Regions from separate parts of the Homo sapiens genome. Here region 2 is linked to region 1. Evidence: read pairs that join two places in POLR2A ChIA-PET (ENCODE). Cell type or tissue: endothelial cell of umbilical vein. All regions are shown on one strand. Each heading gives the region's core, and the rest is flanking DNA. Links, peaks and the distances in the headings are about the cores only. Region 1 holds the start of CFAP65 (cilia and flagella associated protein 65). Region 2 has its middle 7.4 kb from the start of LINC00608.

What was found. Peaks named below come from ENCODE experiments on the same cell type or tissue, not always from the same donor. Only the 100,000 strongest peaks of a DNase experiment are listed, where the experiment ranks them.
Region 2: POLR2A ChIA-PET joins it to region 1 with 6 read pairs; 2 of 35 experiments call an interaction of 5 or more read pairs at or near these places.

What each region holds. Positions count from the first base shown.
Region 1 is chr2:219,037,996-219,044,942 of GRCh38, forward strand. CFAP65 (cilia and flagella associated protein 65) reads right to left here and starts at 3,521. Exons shown (of 35, transcript NM_194302.4): 1 at 3,493-3,521; 2 at 2,524-2,569; 3 at 901-1,055; 4 at 380-583. The coding sequence starts at 1,053. In endothelial cell of umbilical vein, for the core only: no CTCF peak of the experiment used is centred there; no DNase peak of the experiment used is centred there; H3K4me3 peaks cover 256 bases; H3K27me3 peaks cover 1,952 bases.
Region 2 is chr2:218,965,443-218,972,389 of GRCh38, forward strand. No RefSeq gene overlaps it. Among named protein-coding and RNA genes, the nearest start is that of LINC00608, 7.4 kb to the right of the region's middle. In endothelial cell of umbilical vein, for the core only: no CTCF peak of the experiment used is centred there; no DNase peak of the experiment used is centred there; H3K27me3 peaks cover 163 bases.

The sequences.
Region 1 (6,947 bases), core at 777-5,776:
ATCCTGGCTATCCAACCAGCCTCTGACTCGTTCCTCCCTGGCACTCTCCTACCCCACGGCCTCTCAGGCACTCACTGCTCCCAGCACTCCAGTGTGCTTGGTGATAACAATGGTGAACAGGACTGACAAATCCCTTTTCCCTTGGAGCTTACATTCTCAGTTTCAATATTTACTGAGTGTGTTCGATGGCCAATATAGTATTTTCTTTCCTGAGTGACTCATGGAAGAAAGGTGACAAGGAAAGTCTAGACAAGGTCTAGTGCTCAGATGCAGAGGGAAGAGTCAGGGCCTCTCAAGATTCCCACCCCACTGCCCTGCCACCCATGCCCCGCCCTGGCCCTGCCACACCCTGCTCTGCCTGCCCTGGCTGTATCCTTACCTGGGCGCTGATGGTGCTGCAGGCACTCATGGCTGCACTGCTGTCGTTGATGGCAGGGATGGCCACTGTGCTGGCACTCAGGCAGGATCCACCAGAGTTCACGGTGTGGTTCCTGCTGTTCCTGGACCTCACGACGGAGCTTGGAGCCTGGGTGAGCATCATGTCCTTGGGACACAGTCCAAAGGGAGCACTCTGAGTATGGAGCTGGGAAGAGAGCAGAGGGGAGAGGAGACAGGAGTGACATGAGAAAGAGAGGCTGAGGGAGGAGACTCTCATGGCCATCCTTGTCATGGAGGAGAGGGTCTGCTTCCCAGCTCTGGCAACAGGTGCTACCTGGCACCATGAGGAATGAGGCTGTACACGAGATCCAGGGCTTTGCCTGGGAGCCCAGGGACTCACCCTCAGGGAAGGCACTCCAAAGAGGGACTTGGGGACAAGGCCCACCCCACTAGGCCCCTCCATGGCCACACTTGGCACTGCTCAGCAAGCTCCAGTGGGTGTTACTGAAGTGTGTGCATTACCTTTATCTGGCTTTTACTCTCTGCTTGTTTCTTCTGAACACTCTTGCCTCTTAGGAGAAGAGGAATAAGGGGGAAAGAAGAGGCAAATGAGACTGATGGATTCTCCACCTTCTGGGTTTTCTCCACCAGTCTACAACCGGTTAAGGTAAACATCACTGAAATAAATCAATCAAAGCATAAGTCAATCCATCTCCAGAGCAGAGGGATCCTCGATGACTGTAGCTGAAATCATATGCAAATATATGTGGCACATATATTTGTATATATGCCAGATGCTATGTATATGCCAGATGCTATGTATGCATACATGTCTGTTTTCCAGGAGGAATGGCCACAGTTTTCACCAAATGCTCAAGAGGATGCTTGACCTCAATCTAAGGCACACAAAGTATCTCAGACTAGCTCTGGCTCCCTCACCTCGAATCCCCTCTTCCTTTAGCTGGCTTCTTTTAGCACACACACTCAAGTGTGACTTTGTTACCTCGACAAAAGGACAGCAATTTTCACACTCACACACCAAGACTAAGCCAGCCCCACTCAGGCACATGTGGAAGTGGTTTGCAGATCCCTATAATGACTTACCTCAAATGGTTCATCTCTGATTTCCCTTTACACTTGACATGAAGCCATCATGCATGAAATCATAGAACATGGCACTGCCCCCCAAAATATAATGCAATCCACATGTGTACTTTAAAACATTCTGGTAGCCACATTAAAAAAGTAAAAAGACACAGGTAAAATTAATTATAATGATATATTTTATTTAACCCATCATATCAAAAATACTACATTGAATATGTAATCGATATGAAATTATTGAGGTACTTTACTTTCTTATTTTGTATTAAGACTTTGAAATCTGGTGTGCATTTTACATTTACAGCACATCTCAATTTGGACTACCCATATTTTCAGTGCTGAATAGCTACATATGGCTATTGGCTACCACATTGGACAGCATCACTTTAATACCTTTTTTGAACATATGTTTATTTTTCAGACTACTCAGTATCCTCCCTCACTTCTTCAAATAACAATCTCAAAAATAATAATGTCTATTAACATGTACTGAGAATCCACGTGCCAGGCAGTGTTGTAAAGTCCTTAGAGGGATTTTATTTATTTATTTATTTATTTATTTATTTATTTATTTAAGACAGACTCTCATTCTGTTGCCCAGGCTGGAGTGCAGTGGCAAGATCTTGGCTCACTGCAACCTCCACCTCCCAGGTTCAAGCAATTCTCCCTTACAGGTATTTTAATTCTTACAACAGTTTATGATTACGTGTGACTTGCCCATTTATTTGGCCTAAAATGATCCTTTTTCAAGTTTGTCGTTTAGTTCCTTATTTTAATGTGTTCAGATTTAGCAAACAATTTCATGATCACCCTTTAGGAATTTATACAGTTCCATCAGACACTCTCTTATCCCTCCCCCACCACCCACCAACACCCTTCCAAAGCGGAAGATTCTGTTGACCCTGGTTTTCCTAGTTGGCAACATGTCTAAACCCTCTGGAGGGGACTATCTAGATTCAGTCGTTCGTTCATTCACAAAGCACTTACTATTATGTACCAGGTACTGTGCTAGGCACCAGACAAGGCAGGCAAGGCTCCTACCTCCAATTGTGAACTGGACGTTCAGATGAAATCAAAGAAATGTAAGCTGAGGAGACACAGAGAGAGTCCATTACTTTTCTGCCACGGGATGGTCTTGCAGCCCTGTCCTGACTCATTAATGCCTCTGACCTCAGGGGACTGTACAGACAGCTCCTGCCTCAGAGCTCTGAAAAAGTCTCCACTCAACACATGAAACTATTCCAGAGAGTGCATGGAAGAGATGAGAGATGATGGGGTAGAAAGCTGGTCCAACACAGGTCATAGGGCTAGGGAAGTGGTCCCAGGGCAAGGGACGCTGGGTGCCAGCATCTTCTCAGACTCTACGGGGATAGGCAAATTTCTCCATCTCCCGGAGCCTCAGCCTCCTCGCCTGTAAAATGTGGGTTATCCTGACGATTTCACAAAGTCGATGTGCAGCTCGAATGAAACAGAGGATTTGAAAAAGCACTAAACAAACACGTTATAGTAATTAACAACCATAACTTTCCCACTAGCCTGCACTATTCTTCCAAAAGACTCACACATCTGCAGTCGTTGTGAAGAGACTGGGCAAGCGAGGTTTTTTGTTTTGTTTTGGATTTGTTTTGTTTTAAATTGAAGTTTCCAATTTCGAGGACTTTAAAAAATATATATCATGAGCTTCCTTTATTTGCCTAATTGCTGATCTAAAAATCTCCAAGATGACCACTAGAAAAAGTGGCAGGTCGTCGTATAGAGTCGAGGGAGAAAGAAATAGATGAAACAAAGGGGGACAAAATACACTTAGAGCTGTTTCTTCTTTCTCTTCGGGATCCTTAGTCTGATTGATCTCGCCCAAGACTCAGTCCCATGGGGCTCTCTGAAGGGCATGGAGGGGACCTCTGGCCACGATTTCCCGAAGGATAGGGTCTCCCGGGACAGATACCTTCCCTGGCCACTCGCGCCGCTCCCTGAGACCCTGGGACCTTGGGACTAACGCTCAGAACTTACATCGCCTCCATATTGCCGTCTCCATAGATACAGGACGCGCAGGAAACGGCGTCTTCAGATATCCCAGGGCAACGACGGCAGCCCGAGTAAGTCAAGATTCGTAGAAGGCGAAGGCACCGCCCAATTTTATTTCCTATATTCAGTTTTGATTCCCTGACTTTTCCTGCTGGTAGTAACTGTGGGCTTCTACCTGTCGCGACATGGTAATGTAGAGCCTCCTAGTTGTCGTGACGTTCCAGCAATCATGACTTTAATTGACGACCAAATTCACAGGAAGCTACTCTGTGGGCTTGGCACTCTGACATGCATAGAGACAGAAGCTCATTCTCTGTGATTGCAATTGTTAACTTAAAAGCAGCCCGCAGTTATTTCTTATTTGAATATTGCTTTGCAAATAGAACCCTTTTGCTGATGAGAGGGAATGCGTCCTCTGCGTTTTCTCCCGGCATTTCTTCTTGGTCAGCAACAAGAAAAATAACTCTTTTGAAGGGATCGGAAGGTTAATGTATAAAGGAATTATTATACATAATGTAGACTTTCGGAAGCCCATTGGTTCATTTGTTGGTATGTGTGTTGGAGGAAGGGTCCTATTTTGTGAAGACTCCTTAGTAGGTGAAGCTGAAAGTCTCAAAGTTCACTCTTGGGTAACTAAGGATGTTTTGCTCCTCAAGACAGTGAACCTATTTCCTTTCAGATGGAAGGGGGGATGTGACTAGGGGGAGAGAGCTTAGTGAGTCTAGGGGTAAACACAGAAAATAAGCTATCATTTTGGGAGAGTTGGAGTTGACTTGTGAAAGGTGAAAGATGGACTGAGATGGCAAAGTGGCCTGAGCTGGCCTGGGAGATCACATGGCCAGAGACTGGCAGGGCTGGAGGGAAGGGGCAGGCAGGGCGCCTGGTAAATTACGCCAGCAGGATCAAGAGTTTTCCGGGAATCAAAGAATGTGGAACTCAGTGAGCTTTTCCCTGGATTTAATGGGATTCTCAGAATCTGAAACCTGCACTTTGGACATGACGACTTTTATGCTGTTTGTAGTTTCTATAATTATTTCCTTTTTGTTTTTCCCCAAATTCTTTTTGAAATGGTCAGCCTAACTCAGCTGGACCTTAAGGACAAGGAAAGGAACTGGTTCATTCTTAGGCGAAAATGAAATAGGGACTTTGGGGGCAGGGTTTGGTGTTGGCCCCAGGAATCTCAGTGGGAAAACTCCAAGGAGGAAGCACAGCTCATGCTAAAGGCGTCCTCGTGCCTCTTCACCGGGGAGTCTCCTTCCTGAGCTCTTGCCTGCTCAATGGTGGATTCTGGGTTTGGAAAAATTAAAGGGAATGGTTCCTCCTCTTAGCAGGGCCCCTGTAGCCTCTGCTTCTGTAAGCGTCTAGCTGCCTCCTAGAAGCCCTGATGCCTAGTGACCACAGCTGACATCAGTGGACTCCCAGGGAGAAGCCTGTGTGCTGGACTTTGCCCAGGGAGGCACACACATGGAAAGAGCCTTCACAAGGGATTGAGCCTGAGGAGGGAAAAGAGGAAGCTGAGTTTGCTTTGAAACTCTCCCTTTCCAGGAGCCTAGAACCAGTGGAATAATGGGTCCTGGGACCTGTTGATCATATTTTCCCTGGACCCAAAAATAGATCATGGGAGAGGCAGCCAAGTGCGGTGGCTCACACCTGTAATGCCCACTCTTTGGGAGGTGGAGGCTAGTGGATCAGGAGTTTGGTCAGGAGTTCAAGACCAGCCTGACCAACAGGGTGAAACCGTGCCTCTACTAAAAACATAAACATTAGTCGGGCATGGTGGCTCATGCCTGTAATCCCAGTTACTCGAGAGGCTGAGGCAAGATAATTGCTCTAACCTGGGAGGCAGAGGTCGCAGTAAGCTGAGATCGCACCACTGCACTCCAGCCTGGGTGACAGAGCGAAACTCTATCTTAAAAAAAAAAAAAATCACTGGGGAGGGTTTGCTGTTTGGTTCAAGGCTGGGTGACAATACAGAAAATTGATTATCAGGATGTAGGAGAAGGGAGGAAGGATGGAAGGGAGACGGCCTCAGATCCTCCTGGCCTGGAAGCTGGTGTGAGGAATAATAAAGGTAAAAGCACACTCCATGATTTGAACTTCGACACACATACAAATACCTTTTCTAAGCTTCTTTTTCCCAGATATCTTCCCACACCTCTATGCCCCCCATCATATAGAGAAGACCCAGGGCTGGGAAATCAGGCAGACCTGAGATTAATCCCAACTCTATTACCAACTGCCTGTGTGACCTTGGGCAAGTCACATGACCTCTCTGAGCTTCAGTTTCCTCATCTGTTACCTGGGGATAATTCTCAAAAGGCAGGTGGGAAAATTGGGTGATAAGGTATGTGTAAAGTACTTGACACATGGTAGGCAATCAACAAAACCTCTCTCTCTCTCTCACACACACACACACATACACACACACACACACACACACACACACACACACACACACACACACAGAATATTCACTAAATGGGAGGTCTCTGTAAGTAAGCCACTCAGCCTTCTGCGCACTTGCGCCTCCTACAAGCATCCAGCCTCTTGGCTGCATGCTGGAGAAGTGGGAAGTTTTTGCCATCTCCATGTCCTCCTCCTTTGTTTCTCCAAGAAGGAGCCTACCTTGCTGCTCTGGGTGGAAAAAGACAAAAGGAGACACCAGGGTGCCTGGCTATCCAGTTACAAGTCCACCCAGATCCAGCACTTAGAAAGCCCTCTCTTGCCTTTCTCCATCCTGAGATTCTGACTCCATTTTGAGTGTTGGTTCTGGAATCAGTTTGCGTTCAAGTTTGTACTTGAGGGATAGAGGTGAAAAGGTGGGCTCTCCCCACAAAAAAAGATGAGTTCATGTCCTTTGCAGGGACATGGATGAAGCTGGAAACCATCATTATAAGCAAACTATCACAAGGACAGAAAACCAAACACTGCATGTTCTCACTCATAGGTGGGAGTTGAACAATGAGAACACATGGACACAGTGGGGGGAACATCACACACTGGGGCCGGTCAGGGGGTGGGGGCTGGAGGAGGGATAGCATTAGGAGAAATACCTAATGTAAATGATGAGTTGATGGGTGCAGCAAACCAACATGGCACATGTATACCTATGTAACAAACCTGCACGTTGTGCGCATGTACCCTAGTACTTAAAGTATAATAAAAAATAAATAAAATAAAATAAAATGTAAAGGTATACCTTTAAAGAAAAACAGAAAAAGAGAAGGTAGGCCCTCCCACAGAAGCTCCTGTCCTCAGCAGTGAGTGAGGTGAGTGTTCTCAGCCCAGTCTAGGGTGGGGGATAGAGAGTGAGAAAAGGCTGTAGCTAAGAGGGACACTGGGTAGTTTAGGGCTGGATCTAGGAGCAGACAGAGGACATTCTCTGCATTAGAGGGTCATGGTCCCCTGCAGCTACTGTTTTGGAGGGTGTTAAGAGACTG
Region 2 (6,947 bases), core at 893-5,892, 72 kb before region 1:
ATGCCTGTAATCCCAGCTACTCGGGAGGCTAAGGCAGGAGAATCACTTGAACCTGGGAGGTGGAGGTCGCAGTGAGTCGAGATCACACCACTGCACTCCAGCCTGGACAACAGAGCAAGACTCAATCTCAAAACAATAAATAAATAAATAAATAAATAAATGCAAAAAATAAACAATTAGCTAAGCATGGTGGCACACATCTGTAGTCCTAACTACTTGGCAGGCTGAGGCGGGAGGATCACTTGAGCCCAGGAATTTGAGGCTGTAGTGAGCTATGATCACACAACGGCACTCCAGGCTTGGTGACAGAGTGAGACCCTAATTCCAAAAGAGGAAACAAAACACCTGGAGAAAATATGGATTATTTATTGTTATTATTATTATATTGTATCTTGGGGTGGGTGGAGAATGTCTTTTTAGCAGTAAAAAGACCTTAAAGGAACAGACTGATTCATCTGAGACTCCATTTAAGCTTTTGAATGTCAGAGACATAGAGAAGAAAAAAGAAAAAAGTTCATCACATAACCCAATTTATTTTCTTCATAGCATTTGTTCCCACCTGATAATTTTTTTGTTATTGACTTATTTTGTATCCTTTCAATAAAAACAAGGTTGAAACACCAGTGACAAATGGAGAGAATGTATTTGCAACACAATATATTTTTCAATAGAAAAATAGCTAAAACTGGAAACAACTAATTCGCAAAAAGAAACGTAAGCAGGCCAGGTGTGGGGGCTCATGCCTGTAATCCCAGCACTTTGAGAGGCCAAGGTGGGCAGATCAAAAGGTCAGGAGTTCAAGACCAGCCTGGCCAACATGGTGAAACCCCGTCTCTACTAAAAATACAAAAAAAAAAAAATTAGCCGGGCATAGTGGCGAGCGCCTGTAGTCCCAGCTACTCGGGAGGCTGAGGCAGAAGAATGGTGTGAACTCAGGAGGCGGAGCTTGCAGTGAGCCGAGACTGCGCCACTACACTCCAGTCTGGGTGACAGAGCGAGACTCCGTCTCAAAAAAAAAAAAAAAAAAAAAAAAAAAAATATATATATATATATATATATATACACACACACACACACATATACAAAAAATTGGCTGGGCTTCGTGGTGTGTGCCTGTAATCCCAGATACTTGGGAGGCTGAGGCAGGAGAACTGCTTGAACCTGGGAGCTGCAGTGAGCTGAGATTGCGCCACTGCACTCCAGCCTGGGTGACAGAGCAAGACTCCGTCTCAGGAAAAAAAAAAAAAAAAAAGAAAGTCAGAAAGAAAAGAAATGTAAGCAAATGATAAATAAAAAGATACTTACCTTTACTATTGACCAAAGAAATTCAAGTCGAAGCAGCAATGAGATATTACATCTCTTACACTGACACAGATTATCAAAATGGAAAATTCCAACCATAGGGAAAGCATGGGAAAATGAACATGCTAATTAGTCTTTTGGGGAGATTGTCTGGATCAAAACGTGAAAGGCAGCATGCTCTTTGATCTAGCTACCACATTTCCAGAAATTTGCCCTAAGGAGATAAGTGGGAAAAGATCTGATGCATAGATGCCTGTCATACTATTGTTTATCATAATAAAAAATTGGATACAACCTAAATGAACATTAGAAGGAGATTAAGTAAATTGTGATAAAGTGATATTCACTGGGATATTATGGACCATTAAAAATTATACATCAGGCCGGGCGTGGTGGCTCAAGCCTGTAATCCCAGCACTTTGGGAGGCCGAGGCAGGCGGATCACGAGGTCAGGAGATCAAGATCATCCTGGCCAACATGGTGAAACCCCATCTCTACTAAAATACAAAAAATTAGCCGGGAGTGGTGGTGCGTGCCTGTAGTCCCAGCTACTCGGGAGGCTGAGGCAGAGGAGTCGCTTGAACTTGGAAAGCGGAGGTTGCAGTGAGCCGAGATCACACCACTGCACTCCAGCCTGGCCACAGAGCAAGACTCCGTCTCAAAAAAAAAAAAAATTGTACATCAGTCTGGACACGGTGGCTCACACCTGCAATCCCAGCACTTTGGGAAGCCGAGGCAGGTGTATCACCTGAGCTCAGGAGTTTGAGACGAGCCTCATGGTGAAACTTCGTCTCTACTAAAAATACAAAAATTAGTTGAGCATGGTGGCTGTGCCTGTAGTCCCAGCTACTGGGGGGCTGAGGAGGGAGGATCACTTGAGCCCGGGAAGTGAAGGTTGCAGTGAGCTAAGATTGAGCCACACTACACTCCAGCCTGGGCAGCAGAGTGAGACTGTCTCAAAAAAAAAATTGTACATCAATATATATTTATCAACATGACAAAAATGGCACGATGAAATGGAAATAGGAGATTGAAAACATTGTCATATCATCCCATTTCTGAGAGAGAGAGAGATTTAAACAGCTGTCTCCTTCTTGTTATTTAGATCTCGACTTAATAGACTCCTCCTTCTCATCATCATCTCCTGAATTAATCTCAATCTGTCCCACAGTTACCCTCAATCACATGCCCCTAATTTATTTTCTTCATAGCATTTATCTTCCTGAAAATATATTATTATGACCTAAAAAAGAAGAGAATTATAAGGAAAGAAAGAAAAAGAGAAAAATAGAGAGGGAGCAAGAGAGAGAGAGAGAAAGAGAGAGAGAAGGAAGAGGGAAAGAGAAAGAGATAAGGAAGGAGGAACAGGAAAAAAAGTGACACTGGACAGTGTCTGGAAAAGGAGAAACACATTTCTGCAGCCATGTCCCCCACTCCCCTCTCACACATCTCCAAAGTCCCTTTGCTCCTTCCCCCAACCCCAAGCTGTTTCCAAATCCCTAGGGTTTAACAATGTCCCTTGCTGGATAAGGGGAGTTAAGCTCCTGTCCAGCCTGGCAGCCATGTCTATTACACACAAAGCACATATAAGGTGCATGCCCACACACAGAGCATGGACACACATATGTGCACACTCTTACAAGGATCCATCCAAGAGCATTTAAAAAGCACTTCTCTATCTTTTTCATAAGTGCCATAGAAGATCCACTGTCCTTTATTCAAATAATAAAGCTAGGGGAAATTTTTCTCTTCACATTAACTTGTTCATATCCTTTGAATAATGAGAATTAGCACAGTGCCTGGCATGAGGTAGGCTCTCAATAAATAAGAGCTGATGTTTATTCAGGTAATAGCCATTTTTTTATTATGATAAATGTTATGATAAGCATTTGTGTGTCACGTCTTTGCCCACTTACCTCCTTAGAACAAAGAATAAAAGAATAAATGGACTAAAAGGTGTGACAGTCTGCATGTTTACCTTTGGTTGCCAATAAGCATGCCACCAAATACACATTTTTAGAACACACCTATGGTAACTAACTTCTCCTAGATGTTTTATCTTTTCTTTTCTTTTTTTTTTTTTTTGAGATGGAGTCTCGCTCTGTCGCCCAGGCTGGAGTGCAGTAGCGCGATCTCGGCTTACTGCAAGCTCCGCCTCCTGGGTTCACACCATTCTCCTGCCTCAGCCTCCCGAGTAGCTGGGACTACAGGCGCCCGCCACCATGCCCGGCTAATTTTTTGTATTTTTTAGTAGAGACAGGGTTTCACCGTGTTAGCCAGGATGGTCTCAAACTCCTGACCTCAGGTGATCTGCCTGCCTCAGCCTCCCAAAATGCTGGGATTACAGGTGTGAGCCACCTCTCCCGGCCTCTCTTCTCTTTTCAATTGTTCTTGATTTGTGCTAGGTTTTTGGTTGGCTTTACTTTGCATTTTAAAACACTTTGAATTTTATCCTGGTGCTTTTATAGTGTCTTCATTTCATTCTTTAATCTATTTTGGAATTCAACTTTGTATGTGGCGAGAGGTAGAGATATAATTATTTTCCCCAAATGACTACTAAGTTGTGCCAATCGTTGAACAGTCTTCCTTTACCCCCAGTAAATACCATCTTATTATTTATGAAATTCCCACACATATGAATCTATTTCGAGGCTTTACTCTGTTCCATTAATCTGCTTAACTACTGCTGTTTCAAACCACTTCTTTAATAACTAGTTTTGCAGCATGCTCATTATTCTTTTGCTAAAATTGTCTTGTCTTTTTTTTTTTTTTTTTTTTTGAGATGGAGTCTCACTTTGTCACCCAGGCTGGAGTGCAGTGATGCAATCTTGGCTCACTGCAACTTCCACCTCCCGGGTACAAGTGATTGTCCTGCCTCAGCCTCCCGAGTACTGGAACTACAGGCATGCACCACTGTGCCTAGTTAATTTTTGTATTTTTAGTAAAGACAGGGTTTCACCATGTAGGCCAGTCTGGTCTCGAACTCCTGACCTCAAATGATCCACCCACCTCAGCCTCCCAAAAGCTGGGATTACAGGCATGAGCCACAGTACCTGGTCGTGTCTTGTCTATTCTTAATCACAGTACAGAAGAACTTGAGAACCAAGCCTGTCAATTTCCATAAAATCCCTTTGTGACTTGAATTGGGACTGCATCACTTTTATAGATCAATTTGGAGATATGTCAATTTTGCAATATTGAGTCATTCCACCCAGGAACGTGCTCAGTCTCTTCATTTACTCAGGTCTTCTTACTTCAGTTCCTTAGTGAATATTTATAGCTTTCTTTATTTAGATGTTTCTCATGTTTTCATTAGGTTGATCTGGGAGCATATTTGTATTGCTGTTGTAAGCTTGCAATTCTCAATTCCTTTTCTTCTTTTTACAGGGTTATAGGGGAGCCGTATTTTTTTTTTTTTTTTTTGGTATGTTGATCTTATACCTTACTGGAATTTTATTAGTTCTAACCGTGTTCTAGTTGAATCTCTTGGATTTTATAGGTAGGCAGTCATATCATCTGTAAACAAGGAAATTTTAGTATCTTCCCTCTCAATATTTACACACAGTGTATATCTTTTCCTGTCTTGTTGCATTGTCTAGGCTCTCCAGTACAGTGTTCAGTGGTAGTAGTGATGACAAAATTAAAAGGGATAAAAAAGACATCTTTCCTTTTCCCTTTTATAAGAATACTTCTCATATTTTACCAATGGCTTTTTAAATTTGTCTTTTAAATTTGAATATCTTCTTTTATGTACATTTTAATATGGTAAGTCATGTAAAATCATTTTCTGGAAGTTGATACAATTTTAATCAAAATAATTATTCAAATTACCTGTCCTGTATAGAGCACCAACGGAGCCATGCTGGACTACATGGTCCTGAGCATGTGCAGTTTGGGGATATAGGAGTGGGAGGTGGCTGAATGTTCCCCTGGGGGTCCTTTCTCCTCCCTGACATTTAAAGTTAGTGTGATGTGATGCACGGAACAAAAGACTATGAGTCAGAGGTTTGAGTCTCTCCTCTACCATATATTAGCTACTAATCGAAGACAGCAATTCAATCTCTTTGAATTTCAGTTTTCTCATCTATCAGATCGGAATAAGATCTTGGGTTAGTGTCTATCAGGTGCCTATGATAGGAATGACATATTACTGTTGTTAGGGTAAGAACTATTGCTATAGTAGTCAGCACTATTAATAACTATTAACAGGGACTAAACAATGACCAGGACAGGGACAGAGTCCAGAATGGGGCCCTGGGGTGCTCTAACCAGCTTTGCTGGCCCCTGAGATAGTGGGGAGCCCTGAAGGCCTGGGCCTCCCATGAGCTATCCTGTGACCTGGATGACTGTGTTTACTCCTTGCTGCCAGGCCTTGGTCCCAGTGTGACCCACGTGCCTCTCTTTAGAATGCCAGCCAGAGGACTTGCTTCTGCTGTCAGTATGTAGATACTTTTGCCAGCCTGGCCTAACATAGCAACATTCTTGAGTCTAGGTCTTTGGGCCAGCAGGCCAGGCCCCTTTTGGGACTTCCCACTCCAGGGATCCCCCCAGGCTGGTTGGAACCAACAGGGAAGAACAGCTGAGTCCTTCCTTCACAATTCCCCTGCTGATCAGGGGTGAGAGGAGATGCATCTTGGGACACTAGGCCCTAAGAATGGCATGCACACACGTTGCTAATGACTGCACTAATGTCCATGCATCAGGGTATAGTAGAACTATCCTGAGATTTGCAGCAAATCTGGACTCTGCTATTTCCTCACTGTGGGAACTTGGGACTTTGTTTTCCTCATCTGTTATATAGGAATCATGATCATCTTCCCACTACATATATATATATATATATAATATTGATATATTTTATATATAGAATATTGATATATTATATATAGAATATTGATATATTATATATAGAATATTGATATATTATATATAGAATATTGATATATATTATTATATACAATAATGTATGACGTTAATATGTTATATACAATAATGTATGACGTTAATATGTTATATACAATAATGTATGACGTTAATATGTTATATACAATAATGTATGACGTTAATATGTTATATACAATAATGTATGACGTTAATATGTTATATACAATAATGTATGACGTTAATATGTTATATACAATAATGTATGACGTTAATATGTTATATACAATAATGTATGACGTTAATATGTTATATACAATAATGTATGACGTTAATATGTTATATACAATAATGTATGACGGTAATATGTTATATACAATAATGTATGACGTTAATGTTATATACAATAATGTATGACGTTAATATGTTATATACAATAATGTATGATGTTAATATGTTATATACAATAATGTATGTTAATATGTTATATACAATAATGTATAATGTTAATATGTTATATACAATAATGTATAATGTTAATATGTTATATACAATAATGTATAATATTAATATGTTATATATAATAATGTATAATATATAAGAATATATATTATATATATTTTTTGAGATGGAGTCTTGCTCTGTTATTCAGGCTGGAGTGCAGTGGCATGATCTGGGCTCACTGCAACCTCCGCCTCCCGGGTTCAAGCGATTCCCCTGCCTCAGCCTCCCAAGTAACTGGAATTACAGGCACCCGCCACCAT